2 separate regions of the Homo sapiens genome follow, and region 2 is linked to region 1. A link is a loop called in an ENCODE intact Hi-C map of the cell type or tissue named here. Cell type or tissue: lower leg skin. All regions are shown on one strand.

Region 1 (8,000 bases):
AAGGCTCATTGCTAGTCTAGGGCTCCAGAGTCCAGGGCCTCTGCAGACAAGCGGCTCACCAAAGCAGCCGTTCACCCACTAAACGCATACTGAGCACCCAGTGCTGTTCTGGTTGTTGGGGAAAGAATGCAGAAACGGCCAGACGCGGTGGCTCACGCCGCTAATCCCAGCACTTTGGGAGGTCAAGGCTGGTGGATCATGAGGTCAGGAGATCGAGACCATCCTGGCTAACATGATGAAACCCTGTCTCTATTAAAATACAAAAAATTAGCCAGGCATGGTGGTGTGCGCCTGTAGTCCCAGCTACTCGGGAGGCTGAGGCAGGGGAATCACTTGAACCTGGGAGGCGGAGGTTGCAGTGAGCCGAGATCGTGCCACTGCACTCCAGCCTGGTGACAGAGCAAGGCTCCGTCTCAGGAAAAAAAAAAAAAAAAGAATGCAGAAGCAAACAGTCCCTGTGCAATGGAACCCGTGCCTTGTGGGGAGACAGATGATGATCTCTGATGACCTCCCCAAAGCATCCAAGGGTGGCCTGACCTTGCTCTACCAGCCCCACCCTGATCATCTCCCAGCTGGGCTGCTCAGGTTCTTCCCCTGCTGGGAGCTGGAAGTTCCTTAGAAAGGCACTGGCCACACGGAGAAGCAGTGGCTAAAGAGACGAAGGCAGACCCGGGCAACACCGAACCACAAAGCCCAGGTTCAGCTGTGTGACCCTGTGTCGGTGTCTCAGGTTCTCTGGACATCTGTGTTTTCCCTTGTCCAATGGGACTAATAAGACCTGCCGTGGAGGGCTGGTGTGAGGACCTGCAGTAACGCAGGATGGCAACTGGAGAAGCAGCGAGAGAAGTAGCAGCATTATTGGCCCAGGAATACAGGACAAAAGTCGGCTCCTCCTCCACCCCTAAAGCCCAGGGTCAAGCTCTTGACATACCCCCTCCCACTTCCCTCCCCAAAGGAGCTGAGGGCAAGAGAGAGCCCAGCAGCCGCCACCCCACAGCTCCGTGCAGGAGAAATGCACTTTCTCAGCTGACTTCCGCTACTCAGACAGCCCGATTGCTTTGTTTACTGCCAATTTGCACCCCACCTGGCAGATCTCATGTTCCGGCCTATTTACTCTGGACTCTGGCAGGACCGTTACGTTTCAAAGGAGAGTCGGCTGATGCTATTTTAGCACAAATAAACTGGTGAGCTTCCTCCATCTAGTTGCCTACTCTGTGCTCTTAGATTTGGGTCAGCTGAAATTTTGGCCCCCTGATGGGGTGTCTGCATCCCCACCCAGCCTCCTAGGAGCAGTGGAGAAGCAACAGTTCTCCTAGTCCTCAGGCTCCTGTCCCCAGGACCCCACCACCAATCTGGCATCTGACAGATTCAGCAGGTGTCTGTGCACACATTTTGTAAGGGCCCAGCCTTGAGATGGGGCCAGCTGTGCTGCTCCGTGGCTGTGCCTGGCACATAGGAGGCACTCTGGAAACATGCTAAAGAACGGATGTGTGACAACCCTCAGCGCAGCCCTGTGGCCAAGGATCTATCTCCCTCATAAGGCAGGTCCCAGCCTTGGACATTTCTCTAGGCCCACAGGCTGTTGTCTTCCTGGCCAGGGGATTTCAGTTTGGGGAAGGGTCTTGGAAACTGAGGTAGAAGGAGACTGAAAGTTGGCTTTGCTTCTTGTTCATTAGGTAGCTTCACATTCAGAAGGCTGGAATGGGGTTCCAAGGAGGGTGCAGAACAAAGACCCATGGGAGCCAGGTGCAGTGGCTCACACCTGTAATCCCAGCACTTTGGGAGGCCAAGGCGGGCGGATCACCTGAGGTCAGGGGTTCGAGACCAGCCTGGCCAACATGGTGAAACCCTGTCTCTATAAAAATACAAAAATTAGCCGGGTGTGGTGGTACACACCTGTAGACCCAGCTACTCAGGAGGCTGAGGCAGGAGAATCGCTCGAACCCGGAAGGTGGAGGTTGCAGTGAGCTGAGGTCGCGCCACGGCACTCCAGCCTGGGCAACCGAGCGAGACTCCATCTCAAAAAAGAAAGAAAGAAAAAAAAGACCCATGGGAAATCAATTTGGCTCAGTCTAAGGTAAAACCTCCTGGTATGTTTAGAAGTCACTTGCATTGACTGAGCACATTCCCTACGCCGGGCAAGGCACTGGGTGCTTTCATGTGCTCCCTCGTTTCACAGCTGCCCAACTCAGCGATGGCCTGCCTTAGGATCACTCCAGAGCATGGCCCAGGCTGCCTAGTTCATATCCCGGCTCTATCACTTGGCTCATGTGTCATCTTGGGCAAGCTACATAACCTCTGTGGTTATGTATTTCCTCATGTGTAAAGTGGGACAACAGTACCTACTTCATAGGGTTGGCTGGAGAATCAACTTAATACATACAAAGCATCTAGAACAGTGCCTGGAAGGTGGTAAGTGCTCAATGATGTCAGCTTTCAGAAGAAGGGGAAAATGGAGAAAGAGGAAGAAGAGCAGAAGGCGGCAGCAGCCGAGGCAGGATAACCACCCGCGGGAGATAATAGAAGCTCAGGTAGGACGTCAAATGCAATGATCTCGAGTTACTTCAAGAATAAGATTCTAGGATTCATTTAACCTCCCTGGACTTCATTCAGTTTTCCCAGCAATACAACAGGCGTTCTCATTACCTGACAAGTGCTGCTTTCTTCCGTGTGATATTCTCTACCTTGGGAATAGCAGGTGTTCCCAGGGACCACTGCCTCTACCACCGCACAAACTGGAAGGCACAGGGTGGCAGATGCAGCCCTGGGCAAGGGGCAGGAGTCCTGGGAACTGATCCAACTTTCCAATCAAATAACTATGTGGCTTTCGGCTAGTTACTGAAATTCTGAGAGTCTGGGACAATAATTTTAACTGCCCTCCTGTCTCTCAGGTTTGTGGCCCTGTGAGCTCTTTGGGGGAGAGGACACAAATCACCAAGAACATAATAAGCCGTTGGGCATGTGACTACCATCAGAAAGTGGCATTGTGGGCCGGGCGTGGTGGCGCACACCTGTAATCCCAGCACTTTTGGAGGCCAAGATGAGGGATCACTTGAGCTCAGGAGTTTGAGTCCAGTCTGGATAACACAGTGAGACTCCATCTCCACAAAAAATCAAAATATTCGCCAGGCATGGTGGTGCACGCTTGTAGTCCCAAGCTATTGGGAGGATCAGTTGAACCCAGGAGGTTCAAGCTACAGTGAGCTGTAATCATGCCACTGCACTCTCGCCTGGGTGAGAGTGAAACTCTGTCTCAAAAAAACGAAAAACAAAACAAAACAAAACAAAAAAAGAAAATGGCATTGCAACTTCAGCATAAGGGCAGAGTTGTGCTGACCTCCCACCTGGAAATAACTCTACAGGGTCTTCTGCATATCCCGTGCCCCGCCCAAACCCACTTTTGTCTTCTTTAATTCTGAAGATGCCTCTGCTGCCTCCAAAAAGAGAGATGTTCCAGTTTCCATCCCATCATCAGCCATGCTAGGGACCTTGTTCTGTTGTCATCTTAGGAACTGAACTAGGCTAGGGGAGATGCTGTCAGGAGCAATAACGACCATGAGTCTAACAATGCTACCATCAGATTTCTTCCAAAGAGACTCCCTATTCTGCTGCTGTTGCTGAGAGTCCAAGACCCCAGTCAGATTCCACTCCTTCTAATCCTCGGCTATTAACCTGGGGCAGCCAGGCCAGCCAGCCAGCCAGGCCCTTGGAGGAGGTGGTGAGTGGACACAACCCTGGTTGGTCCAGTGGGGGCAGGACTGCTTTTAACCTCCTAAAGTCCTGTCTCACCTGAGCACTAATCAGTGCTCAGACTCGGCAGCTCAGGAGAGGGTCTCCTCAATGCTTTATGTCGCTGCCTTCTTCCTGCCTCCACACCGGGCCCTTCCCTGGATGGCCTCCATGGTGGAAAAGAATGGCACGTGATTCAGGAGGTGGCTCTCTAATCACTTCCCCAATACTGCCAGTGACCCTCTCACTCAGGGATCGAAGAAATCAGGCCAAGGGAAGGAGAGTTCCAAAACGCATAGAGGCGCCACCACTCATTCTCCGCGCCTGCTGATGGCTGGACGGGCTGGGACTGGGGCTTGAGGGTGCCGGTTCTGGAAATGAGCATTGGCCTCCTTGCCTAAGAGATGAGGAACAGAAATATAGAAGCAGTAGTGAGGTAGGCTGGGCGCAGTGGCTCATGCCTGTAATCCCAGCACTTTGGGGGGCTGAGGCGGGTGGATCACCTGAGGCCGGGAGTTTGAGACCAGCCTGGCCAACATGGTGAAACCCTGTCTCTACTGAAAACACAAAAATTAGCCAGGTGTGGTGGTGGGCACCTAGAATCCCAGCTACTCAGGAGGCTGAGGCAGTAGAATCGCTTGAACCCAGGAGGCGGAGGTTGCAATGAGCCAAGATCGCGCCTCTGCACTCCAGCCTGGGCAACAGAGTAAGACCCCGTCTCAAAAAAAAACAACAACAACAAAAAAAAAAACAAAAAAAAAAAAAACCAGTAGTGAGGTAGCCAGAGGTAGAATCTAGGAATTAGGGAGGGATTAGTGCATATTTCACATACACTTGTGCACCCACAAGCATGCATGCATGCACACAAAGGATTTCCCACTAGAGCTTGAAATCACACTGCCTGGGTACATATTTCAACTCTGCTTCTTACCAGCTATGGGACTTTGGGCTAATGAATCATCTACTCTGAATCTCAGCTTCCTCATCTGTAAAATGGGTATAATAAACTTAAGGTTATTATCATAGTGCATTTGGGCTGCTGTAACAAAATACCATAAACTGGGTAGCTGGTAAACAATAGAAGTTTGTTTCTCACAGTTCTGGAGGCGGGGAAGCCCGAGATCAAGGTGCTGGCAGATTCAGTGTCGGGTGAGGGCTTTTGGGTTCATAGATGGGCCTCCTCACTGTGTGCTCACACGGTGGGAGCGGTGAGGGGGCTTTGCGGGTTCTCTTTTTAAGGGCATAATCCCATTCGTGAGGGCTCTGCTCCATGACTTAATCACCTCCCAAATGCCCCACCTCCTAATACTATCACTTGGAGGTTAAGATTTCAACATGAATTCTGGGGGAACACCAACATTCAGTTCATAGCAGTTATTAGGAAGATTAAGATAATATATGGAAAGTACTTTGCATTGTACTTGGCACATAATAAGCATTGAATACTTATTAGCTATTATTATTGTCATCATCATTGTTGAATTCACAGCTATGTGTCAGCCTAGTGTTAGAGACAAAAGCACAAGGCCCTATCCGTGCCCCCACAGAGCCCATGCTCTAGTGCCTTAAAGAATCAAAATCATCCGCCTGCTTAGTTCTAGACCGATTTTGTTTGGATGTTGCAACTGGACCAAACAATTTGTTGAAGCATCTCTTTTCCAGCACTTTCGCTCCTGCAGGCAGGGCCACAAGACCCAGCAAAAGACACAGGCTAAGCCAGGCACAGTGGCTCATGCCTATAATGTCAGCACTTTGGAGGCTGAGGCCGGCGGATCACCTGAGGTCACGAGTTTGAGACCAGCCTGGTCCATGGTGAAACCTGGTATCTACTAAAAATACAAAAAAATTAGCCGGGGGTGGTATTGGGCACCTGTAATTCCAGCTACTCAGGAGGCTGAGGCAGGAGAATCACTTGAACCTGGGAGGCGGAGGTTGCAGTAAGCCAAGGTCGCGCACATTGCACTCTGCCAACAGAGCCAGACTCCATCTCAAAATATTTAAAAAATTTTAAAAAGACACAGGCTGGGAAGCCTGGAGCCCTGGGCTTATGCTGGATCCAGCTCTGCCACTCCCGTTACACTGCTTGGACAAGTGACTTAAACACCCTGGGCTTTGGGCCCCTCGTCTCTCTGGGGCTTGGACTAAACCCACTATAGACTTTTCTGATTAAAAAAAATATATATAGCTTTGCTGCCTCCCAAATCCCCATCCTTTCACCAGCCTTGCTAGAGACACTATTCCGTAGAGTCTTAGGAACCGGACTGGGCTAGGAGAGACACTATGAGGATGCAACACAATAATAACTACTAATAACCACTGCTGCCACGGACTCGTGCTCAGCACAGCTGCCGAGAGTCATGGAGGCCAGGGTGGGCTTGCATAGCTTTGTGCCCAAAGTTGCACTGCTGGAACTGGAAAAGCTGGGATTTGTCCTATGTACCTGATCTGGAAGTGGCCAGGCCAACCATTGCACCACACAGCCTCAGGGGGAGCAATGGAGGTTGGGAGGGAGACACAGGAAATGCCCTTCACTCACTCCCAGAACACAACCTCCCTTCTCAGCAGCCTCCCCAGGCTGGAGAACAGGGAGAGCAGAAACCGGCCAATACCGGCTTCCCCTGCCTCCAGATGTGCCCTATCTTCCACGCCTTCTTAAACTTTTCTTTTTCATTAAGCGTGCCTTGCAGTCAGCCTCTCACTTACACAACTTAACCTCCTCTGGGCTATTGATTTCTCATTCTATTAAATCCTCCTCTTTAACTCTGGCCCTTAAACTCCAATTCTAAACCTGTGTCTACTCCCTAGTCACGCTCCCAGGCCACCACTACGACTCCTCTGTGCTAGGGGCCGGCCCCTTCCCACTCCCTCCTGGGGGCCTTCACAGGACTATCACACTCAACTGGGAGCTCCGTGAAGTAGAGTTTACTCTATGCCTTTGTTTATAGGGCGGAAATCGAGGCAGCAATCCTAGCCCGGCCTTCTATTTCCCAGCTGTCCCCTTCCCGAGATGCCCACTGTGACTCAGCACTCAGGCATCTGCGTCCTCTCTCCCAACACCCCGCAGCGTAGCACAGCTATCACCCTCACCACTTGGGTCTCCCTGCTCTCCAACTTTAGGCGGAAGTCAGGGGTGCACAGGCGGGGGCACCGTTTGCCTCAGGGGGCCTGCCCATGGCCTCCCTGGGGCAAACGATGCCAGCCTCACTTTGACAACACAAGCGGGCACCAAGAGGCTGGACACTGAGGACAGGAGAGGATCGCACCAAGGAGCCTGGGACACCCCATTCCCGGAAGCCTAAGGCCACACAGCCCCTCTGGCTGCTCTTCACCCTCCACAGCCTCTGAATTTATCTCTGTAACAAGTGTCTGTTAAACATGAGTTGAGGTCCCTTAAATGGGACAAATATTGACTTAACACCTGTTCTATGCAAGCACTAGGGATAGCTCAGTGAACAAAGCGGACAAGGCCCTGCCCATTTGGATGGCAGCTCCACGCTCGGTCCCCGGCGGTGACAGGCACAGACGGAGGAACTTCCAGGGCAGTGAATATCAGACACGAGGGTACCGTGGAGGGAGGGCGGCGAGGGCTGGCAGGAGGCTGGGGAGGTGAGACTGAGGCACGCGAGATGCCTTAAGCTGGCCCCCGGCAGCACGCGCCCCAGGCCTGTTCCTGCACAAGACTAGACAGTGGCTGCTGCCCAGGAACGCAGCAGCCGCCGCCCAGGGTGAGCCCCGATGGCTCCAGGCTCCTCCTCAGGCACAGCGCATCCAGGCACGCACTGTCAGCTTTCCCTCAGACCTGCTTCCCCCTCCGGCTTCCCTACTCCCCTCGCATCGCCCATCCCCCTGGTCTCCAGCACTGGAAATCTCAAAGTTATCTCTGACACTTCCGGCTCCTTCATCTGCTGCATCCAATCTGTCAGCGCGCTCTGCTGTTCTTGAAAATGTCATTCAAGCTTACCCCCCTTTCGCCTCACTGTCACCAGCGCCCAGGCCCAGCCCTCAACCCGCGCTTCTGCACAGCACTCCTCTGCCCACGAATCTTCACCGGCTCCCCCGAGCCTGCTGCACTGACCTGAGCCTTCTCTGTTTGGTGGCCAGGGCCCTCTTGGATTCCAGCAGTTCTACCCACCCCGTCTACCGTGACAATCCGCTGCTCCCTGACTCCAGCCTTCTGCTGCACACGGGACTCTTCTCCCACTTGCCTCGTCCTGTGCCCGAGCGCCCAGTCCTCAGATCATCCTCTCTCCCCTCATCCTGCCTGCACAGCC
Region 2 (8,000 bases), 660 kb before region 1:
TTAAGGACCCAGCCCGTAAGTGGTGGAGGTGGAAGCCTGGCACAGAAGAGATCATTGGTTTGCTACCTCATCCCTCACCCCCTCCAGAGTCTGATGTAGATCAGGTGTGATGCAGGACACCTGGATACATTGTATCCTGAGCTCAAGAGTTTGGTTCTATAGTGGAGTGGAACTTGGCCCAGTGGTCATTAGAGTCAGGCCGCCTGGCTCCTTGAGACTCTAGTGCAGTGGTTCTCAACCAGGCCAACTGGCAACATCTGGAGACATTTTGGGTGTTGAAACTGGGGGAAGATGTGACTGGTATCCATGGGTAGAGGTGAGGGATGTTGCTAACATCCTACAGTGCACAGAACAGTCCTCCACAACAAAGAATTATTCAGTCCAAAACGTCAACAGTGCCGAGCTTTGAGAAACCCTAGTCTAGCGTTAAGCCAATGACTGGTTGACAATTCAGAGATAGAAGAGTAAATAGATATATTTCCCTGCGTTTTCTCTCACTGTCCCATCAAAGATGACTGTCCACCCCAAGCATCTATGGATGATTCCAGTCCGGTCACCTGGCATTCACGATCCTCATGTTGGGAAACCAAGACAGTGAGAAATAAGGCTAAGCACTTTGTTTTCACACTCTCACTTACGATTTTACAGGAGTACTTTTCTGAGTCGCAGAGTGACACTGCACAGTGAAGGTGAACTTCGTCGTAATCCCCTATGAATTTAAAGACGGTGACGTGAAAGCGACAGGTCAGGGAGACTGCATTCTCCTCGATGCCAATGGTGTTATCTTTGAGGTTCTGACACCTATTCAGAAAAAATAATGGAATCTTTGCTTCACATGTTTTCCTCTTACACCTTAATCCTCACCTTCAGTTCAAAATTTCACTTTTCACATAAAACCACCATAAATGGCAGAAATGCCTTTACATTTGAAAGTGACCCCTGGACTGCATGGGCTTGTCATTTATTATCACTCCCTCATGTTTTCATAGTTTGTTTTGAAACATCAAACACCACCTTGAATTAGTATCCTAACTGCAACTAAAAACAAAACGACTGCAGGGACCACATTCAATTTCCCCACGCTTCAGTTTCTCATTCCGCCCCCTCATAATGTTGTGTTCTACCGATACCAATTTAATAAACACAAGATTCATTCTTACTTCTTCTGTACTTTCTTCAGTTAATTATCAATGTTGGCAAGGGCCCCTGACTCAAACCCTGTTGGGAATACTTCCCATGCGTCAAAATAGGTAGGAGCTGGAGGGGAAAGAAGACCAGTCGGGGTGAGCTGCAGAGTCGTTTTGATGTAGCTGACTGCCACTTTTCTCAGCCCCCTTCCTTCTTGTGGCATTGAGCCAAGAGACAACCCCAGCCAAGACATATCTCAGGCACAGATAACTTGCTTCAATTATGTATAGTTCCCCAAATGCATCAGAGTCTCCTATAGTCCTGTGTCTTTTCATGCAATGTTTCCCCCACCTGGAAGATCTTCCTGCTCTTTGTCCAATGCATCACTCCTGCCCTTTCTCCAACACCAGTTCTACGGCAACCTCTCTTCTATAAATGTCCCCTAGTCATGCCCGGACCAGGCACAAACAAATGGCCTTTTCTGAGTTTGCCAACAGCCCTCTGTTGAGCTCCTTGAGTGCAGGAACCAAGTCATGTTCCTTACTGTGTCTCCAATGCACTACATGGCATGTGGCATGTATTTGAAAACTTCTGTCAGATGAATGAATGAGTGAACAAATGGTGTTGCCACAGCCAAGGCTGGCCCATAGGAGCTAAAAAGCTCTTTAAAATGATAAAGATAAAAAGGGTGACTCTTTTCCTTATATTTCCTTTCCCTAGTCCACAGGATTAAATAGCTTAGCAATAAGGAAAATTAAAAATTGAAGTTATCCTTCAGCATTCCCACACTTAATATGTTTTGTAATTAGCCTTCTAGGCAAAATGCAAGTTGCTTTTCAAGGCAATAGCCTCTGAAGTGCTTTGAAACAAAAACTTACATGCCATACTTTTCCTTAACACTGTTATTCATTTGGATAATCTGAACAGGCTCAAGGATTCTAAAGTGGTAACAGCTCTTCAGTCTTCACACTGACCTTCCCTCTTAACCAGACCACCAACTCTCTCCCAAGGAGATGACTTGACATTTAGGTATCAGAAAAACTGAAGGAAAGGGCATAGAGAGGCAGGAATGGCTATCTGGCTGGCTTTCTTAGAGTGAGCACAGACGCCAAGCACTAGAATCTTCTATTAACAATGAAACACCTGCCCTTTCCTCTGTCTAGCACCTGAAGAGACAAGAGAAGTGGCCTGCATGTCCCCAGACTTACAAGCCACTTGTAGAAGTTGCTGCTGTCTCTGCCCTCCACACAGCTGGAGAGAAACAACTGACCCCAAAATACTTTAGTGGACCCATTTTGCAGCTCATTCATTAAGCATTGAACATCTGCTTTCCCTACTCATTCATTAAGCATTGAACATCTGCTTTCCCTACTCATTAAGCATTGAACATCTTCTTTCCCTACTCATTCATTAAGCATTGAACATCTGCTTTCCCTACTCATTCATTAAGCACTGAACATCTGCTTTCCCTACTCATTCATTAAGCATTGAACATCTGCTTTCCCTACTCATTCATTAAGCATTCAACATCTGCTTTCCCTACTCATTCATTAAGAGCATTGAACATCTGCTTTCCTTACTCATTCATTAAGCATTGAACATCTGCTTTCCCTACTCATTCATTAAGCATTGAACATCTGCTTTCCCTACTCATTCATTAAGCATTGAACATCTGCTTTCCCTACTCATTCATTAAGCATTGAACATCTGCTTTCCCTACTCATTCATTAAGCATTGAACATCTGCTTTCCCTACTCATTCATTAAGCATTGAACATCTGCTTTCCCTACTCATTCATTAAGCATTGAACATCTGCTTTCCCTACTCATTCATTAAGCATTGAACATCTGCTTTCCCTACTCATTCATTAAGCATTGAACATCTGCTTTCCCTACTCATTCATTAAGCATTCAACATCTGCTTTCCCTACTCATTCATTAAGCATTCAACATCTGCTTTCCCTACTCGTTCATTAAGCATTGAACATCTGCTTTCCCTACTCATTCATTAAGCATTCAACATCTGCTTTCCCTACTCATTCATTAAGCATTCAACATCTGCTTTCCCTACTCATTCATTAAGCATTGAACATCTGCTTTCCCTACTCATTCATTAAGCATTGAACATCTGCTTTCCCTACTCATTCATTAAGCATTGAACATCTGCTTTCCCTACTCACTCATTAAGCATTGAACATCTACTTTCCCTACTCATTCATTAAGCATTGAACATCTGGTTTCCCTAAATGCACTGGAAAAAAACAATAATCACATCCCTCCAAGAAAGGTTAGGAGGACTGATGGATTCACCTACATAAAGAAGTCACTTCCCACCCAACCACAGTTTAATTTGAAGACGTTTATTCAGACAGACACTGGGGTAAGCTGAGATTTATGAACATGCTCTCCGGCTCACTCTCCCTCTCTGGGTCAAGTCTATTAAATACCATTTTTAAAATGCTAAATGCTACCACATCCTTCAAAGGAGACATAAGCCCTATAATCTGGGTTTGCATTTGTAGAGTGTCTCATATCTTAACCCTTTTATGTTGCGAAAGGAATACAAAAAGAGGAGGAAGAAACATGGACAAAAGGATAATTGTGATGCTCACCCACTCATCTAGGCCTGCAGGACACCAAGTAGTCACCACGTCCCTCCCTTTCCCTTTGAGGAGGATAAACATCAATTCAGAAATACAAATACCTTAGTGAGGTCTTTGCTGAAAATTCCACAGTACACCTCAGCAACCCATGCCATTCACCACACCTGGTCACTTAGGGAGTCGGTGTGTCTTGAAACCTAAAAGGATTTCTTCTCTGCTCCTTGATAGTTGTGTGACCTTGAGTGAGCGCTGTGCCTAGCCTCTCTGAGCCTGTTTCATCTGCAAACTAGTGAATGTCTATTGTTTGTCTTCCCAGAACCACACCCTTCTTCTCTTGGAAAACCATGCCTCTTTCCCTCAACCATAAAGCTACTTACAGTATCCACAGCACTCTCTGACCACCACAGGGATGGGTGCTGACCAGGCCAGGCAAATGCAATGGTGCATAACCCTACCCACCAAATGAAGGATAAGCAAGTGGTCCAGGATAGGCCTGGGATTCCCTGCACTGGAGTTAGAAGTGCTCTCTCCTCATTGGTTACAATGCTATAAGAATGTGAGTCTAGGATTGCCAGTGTCTAACAAGGTCAATGAGAGAGAGAGACAAAGAGGAGGAGACAAGGGATAAAGCAAGAGGAGAGTGTTGATAGCATCTGGCTCCCTGGATCTAATCATCTCTGAAGTCACATCCACTCCTGTGATTTGGTGTTGTAACCATTAAATGCCTTGGTTTTTGCATAAACTAGTTTGAATGGGTCTCTACCACTTAGAATTGTGATTAATACATTCACCTGCTTTAAGAATTATTGTAGGCTGGCTGGCATGGTAGGTCACACCTGTAATCCTAGCACTTTGGGAGGCGAAGATGGGAGGATCACTTGAGCCTAAGAGTTCAAGACCAGCCTGAACAACACAGGGAGACCAAGTCTCTACGAAAAATAGAGAAAATTAGCTGGGCATGGTGGTGTGTGCCTGTAGTCCCAGCTACTCAGGAGGCTGAGGTGGGAGGATCACTTGAGCCCAGGACGTTGAGACTGCATTGAGCCATTATCATACAACCACACTCTAGCCTGGGCAATAGAGTGAGACTAAATTCATTCAATGAATGAAATTAAAAAATACAATCAAGAGCTTCAACAATATGCTAGATCAAACAGAATAAAGAATTATTTTTTTTGAGATGGAGTCTTGCTCTGTCGCCAGGCTGGAGTGCAGTGGTGAGATCTCAGCTCACTGCAACCTCTGCCTCCTGAGTTCAAGTGATTCTCCTGCCTCAAGTTGAATAGAGCATCAAAGAAAGAACACTGGAATTCAACAAAAGAGGGACAGAGGATCTCCGAGGCATGAAAATAAAGGGAAACAAAGCAGTTGGCCCTGCCAGGGTCAGCTTGGAGCCAGGAGAAACTTCCCAATATGGGAAAAGGTAATTGAGAGATCCCCAGTGGTCCATATTCCACTGCAGACTTTCGTAATGCTAGCCATGGGAGAGCCATTTGGGCCCTGAGACTAGTATAGGAAGCTACCCAGACTCCACATAACAGTATTGTTCCAGAGAAGGAGTTCACACTGAATCGCACACCCTCCAGCCCCTCAGACCCAAGCAGCTGCAGCATGGTGCCATGTTGCGAGCCCAGCCCCCGTCAGACTATATCTTGCCCTGGGGCCCAACATCCCCTGCTTCTTCACATCCCTGGAGCCCTGCTAACACCCACCCCTCATGCCTACTTAAAAGGATGCAGGTTCACAACACTGGCTGGACTCAGTGGTGCAGGTGGGTCCAAGCACTCTAACCCACACAGTGTCCTACACCCTGGGGAACAGGTGATGCAGTGCGCCAGGGAGGCTGTCCCCAGGAAAAAGGGGCTGACGCACAAGCTCCCCAGAACCCAAGAGCCACCTGCCTGCAGCTGCTGCCACTGTCAGCAACTCTGCCACTTCCCCAGCAGCAGGGCCACCAGACACCCATATACACCTTCAGGGGGCCTGAAGATCAGCCCACCAGGTGCTGTCATGGGGCCTGAGGACAGGCCTGCCCCACCCACCACCACTGGTGCCCATGTATCCTGTCGAGGGATCTGGGGTTTGACTCACCCACCAGTCACCACTGGCTCCCATACACATCTTCCAGGGGTCTAAGGACAGGCCTAACCAACGTGTTGCCACCACCACTGGCAACCAAGTGTGTCGTTGGGGGGATTTAGGGATCAACCTGCCCCATCCACTAACACCGATGGCTGCATGTACCATCAGGGGGGCCTGACAACAGACCTGCCCCACCCACTGCCAGTGCTCACATGCACCATCGGGGGCTTGGGGATCAGCCCACCCCTGTGCTCACACACATTATCAAGGGATCTGAAGATAGGCCTGCCCTGCTTGCCACTCCCAGCACCCATGCACATCATCTGGAGGCTTATGGATTGCCCTACCCTGTCCACCACTGCCAACGACTACATTTGCCTTTAAAATTTGCCTTTTGGGAAACTGAGGGCAGGCCCACCCAGCCTGCCACCACTGCCAGAACTCACCAATGTGCCACCTGAGGACCTGAGGACTGGCCCACCACCACCACCACTGGCACTCCCATGTGAAGCTCTGGGGCCTGAGAGTTGGCCCACTGCTGCTACTGCCATCACTGATGCCACACACACCACTTAGGGCCTGAGGACCCACCCACCTGGCCCACTGCTACCACTGACCAAGGATTGGCCCACCCAGACCTTCTACCATGAGTGCTTGTTAATGCCACCCAGGGGCCCAAAAGCTGGCATGCCTAGCCTGCTATCACCACCACTGGTACCCGAGGACTGGCCCATCTGGCATCCCTGTCCCCAGCAAAGCCTCACCATATCCTCCATTAATAGCCTAAGTCACTGACTAACTCACAGACATGACTGATGCTGATTACAGCTGAAGAAATCATATGGAGACCACACTGCTGTGTCCACTCAGAATCAAAGCCAAAGTCAAACCCAACCAACACTATAGATACATCTATAGGAAAAACTCTGTCCCTACAAAAGCCAATCCATAAAATTGGAGAAGCAACTATTATACCAGATGCACAGAAACAAACATAAAGACATAAGAATATAAAAAAGCAAGGACACAATAAGAACACAATAATTCTCCAGTGACTGGGCATGGTGGCTCACGCCTGTAATCCCAGCACTTTGTGAGGCCAAGGTGGGTGGATCACCTGAGGTTGTGAGTTTGAGATAGCTTGACCAACATGGAGAAACCTGTCTCTACTAAAAATACAAAAATTAGCTGGGCATGGTGGCACATTCCTATAATCCCAGCTACTCAGGAGGCTGAGGCAGGAGAATCACTTGAACCCGGGAGGCAGAGGTTGTGGTGAACTGAGATTGCGCCATTGCACTCCAGCATGGGCAACAAGAGCAAAACTCCATTTCAAAAAATAAAATCATAATAATAATAATAATAATAATTCTCCAGCAACACATTCCAACAAAAAAAGAAATCTATGAAATACCTGAGAAAGAATTCAATATAATGATATTAAAGAAGTTCAGTGAGATACAGGAAAACACAAATAAACAATACAAAGAAATCAGAAAAATAATTCATGATCTGAGTGAGAAATTCAACAAAGAGACAGATAAAAAGAACCAAACAGAAATTTTGGAACTGAAGAATTCAATGAATGAAATTAAAAAATACAATCAAGAGCTTCAACAATATGCTAGATCAAACAGAATAAAGAATTATTTTTTTTGAGACGGAGTCTTGCTCTGTCACCAGGCTGGAGTGCGGTGGTGAGATCTCAGCTCACTGCAACTTCTGCCTCCTGAGTTCAAGTGATTCTCCTGCCTCAGCCTCCCAAGTAGCTAGGACTACAGACACGCCACCAGACCTGGCTAATTTTTTGTATTTTTAGTAGAGACAGGGTTTCACTGTGTTAGCCAGGATGGTCTCAATCTCCTGACCTCATGATCCACCCGCTTCGGCCTCCTAAAGTGCTGGGACTACAGGTGTGAGCCACTGTGCCTGGCCAGAATAAAGAATTTTAAAACTTGAATACAGGTCTTTGAAATAACCTAGTCAGGCAAAAAAAAAAAAAAAAAAGGAATAAGAAAGAAAGAAGAAATCCTATGTTAAATATAAGACATCATAAAGTGACCAAATATACCAATTTGGGGAGTTCCAGAAGGGCAAAAGATGTCCAAAGGCATAGAAAACCTATTTAATGAAATAATAGCTGAAAACTTCCCAAGTCTTGCAAGAGATATAAACATCTACATATAGG

The links. A loop is a pair of places that touch in the nucleus more often than their neighbours do. Peaks named below come from ENCODE experiments on the same cell type or tissue, not always from the same donor. Only the 100,000 strongest peaks of a DNase experiment are listed, where the experiment ranks them.
Region 2: a loop joins it to region 1, with 4 times the contacts of the local background. A loop is called at or near these places in 65 of 110 quality-filtered maps.

Annotation. Positions count from the first base shown.
Region 1 is chr11:120,516,361-120,524,360 of GRCh38, reverse strand. The region is part of intron 1 of GRIK4 (glutamate ionotropic receptor kainate type subunit 4); the gene reads right to left. Among named protein-coding and RNA genes, the nearest start is that of GRIK4, 8.6 kb to the right of the region's middle. RefSeq lists enhancers at 6,900-7,501, 7,502-8,000. In lower leg skin, no CTCF peak of the experiment used is centred here; DNase peaks (open chromatin) are centred at 3,800, 4,090, 6,150 and 7,660.
Region 2 is chr11:121,180,633-121,188,632 of GRCh38, reverse strand. TBCEL-TECTA (TBCEL-TECTA readthrough) reads right to left here. Exons shown (of 30, transcript NM_001378761.1): 27 at 639-801. It overlaps TECTA (tectorin alpha), which reads right to left. Exons shown (of 24, transcript NM_005422.4): 21 at 639-801. Among named protein-coding and RNA genes, the nearest start is that of TECTA, 83 kb to the right of the region's middle. In lower leg skin, no CTCF peak of the experiment used is centred here; no DNase peak of the experiment used is centred here.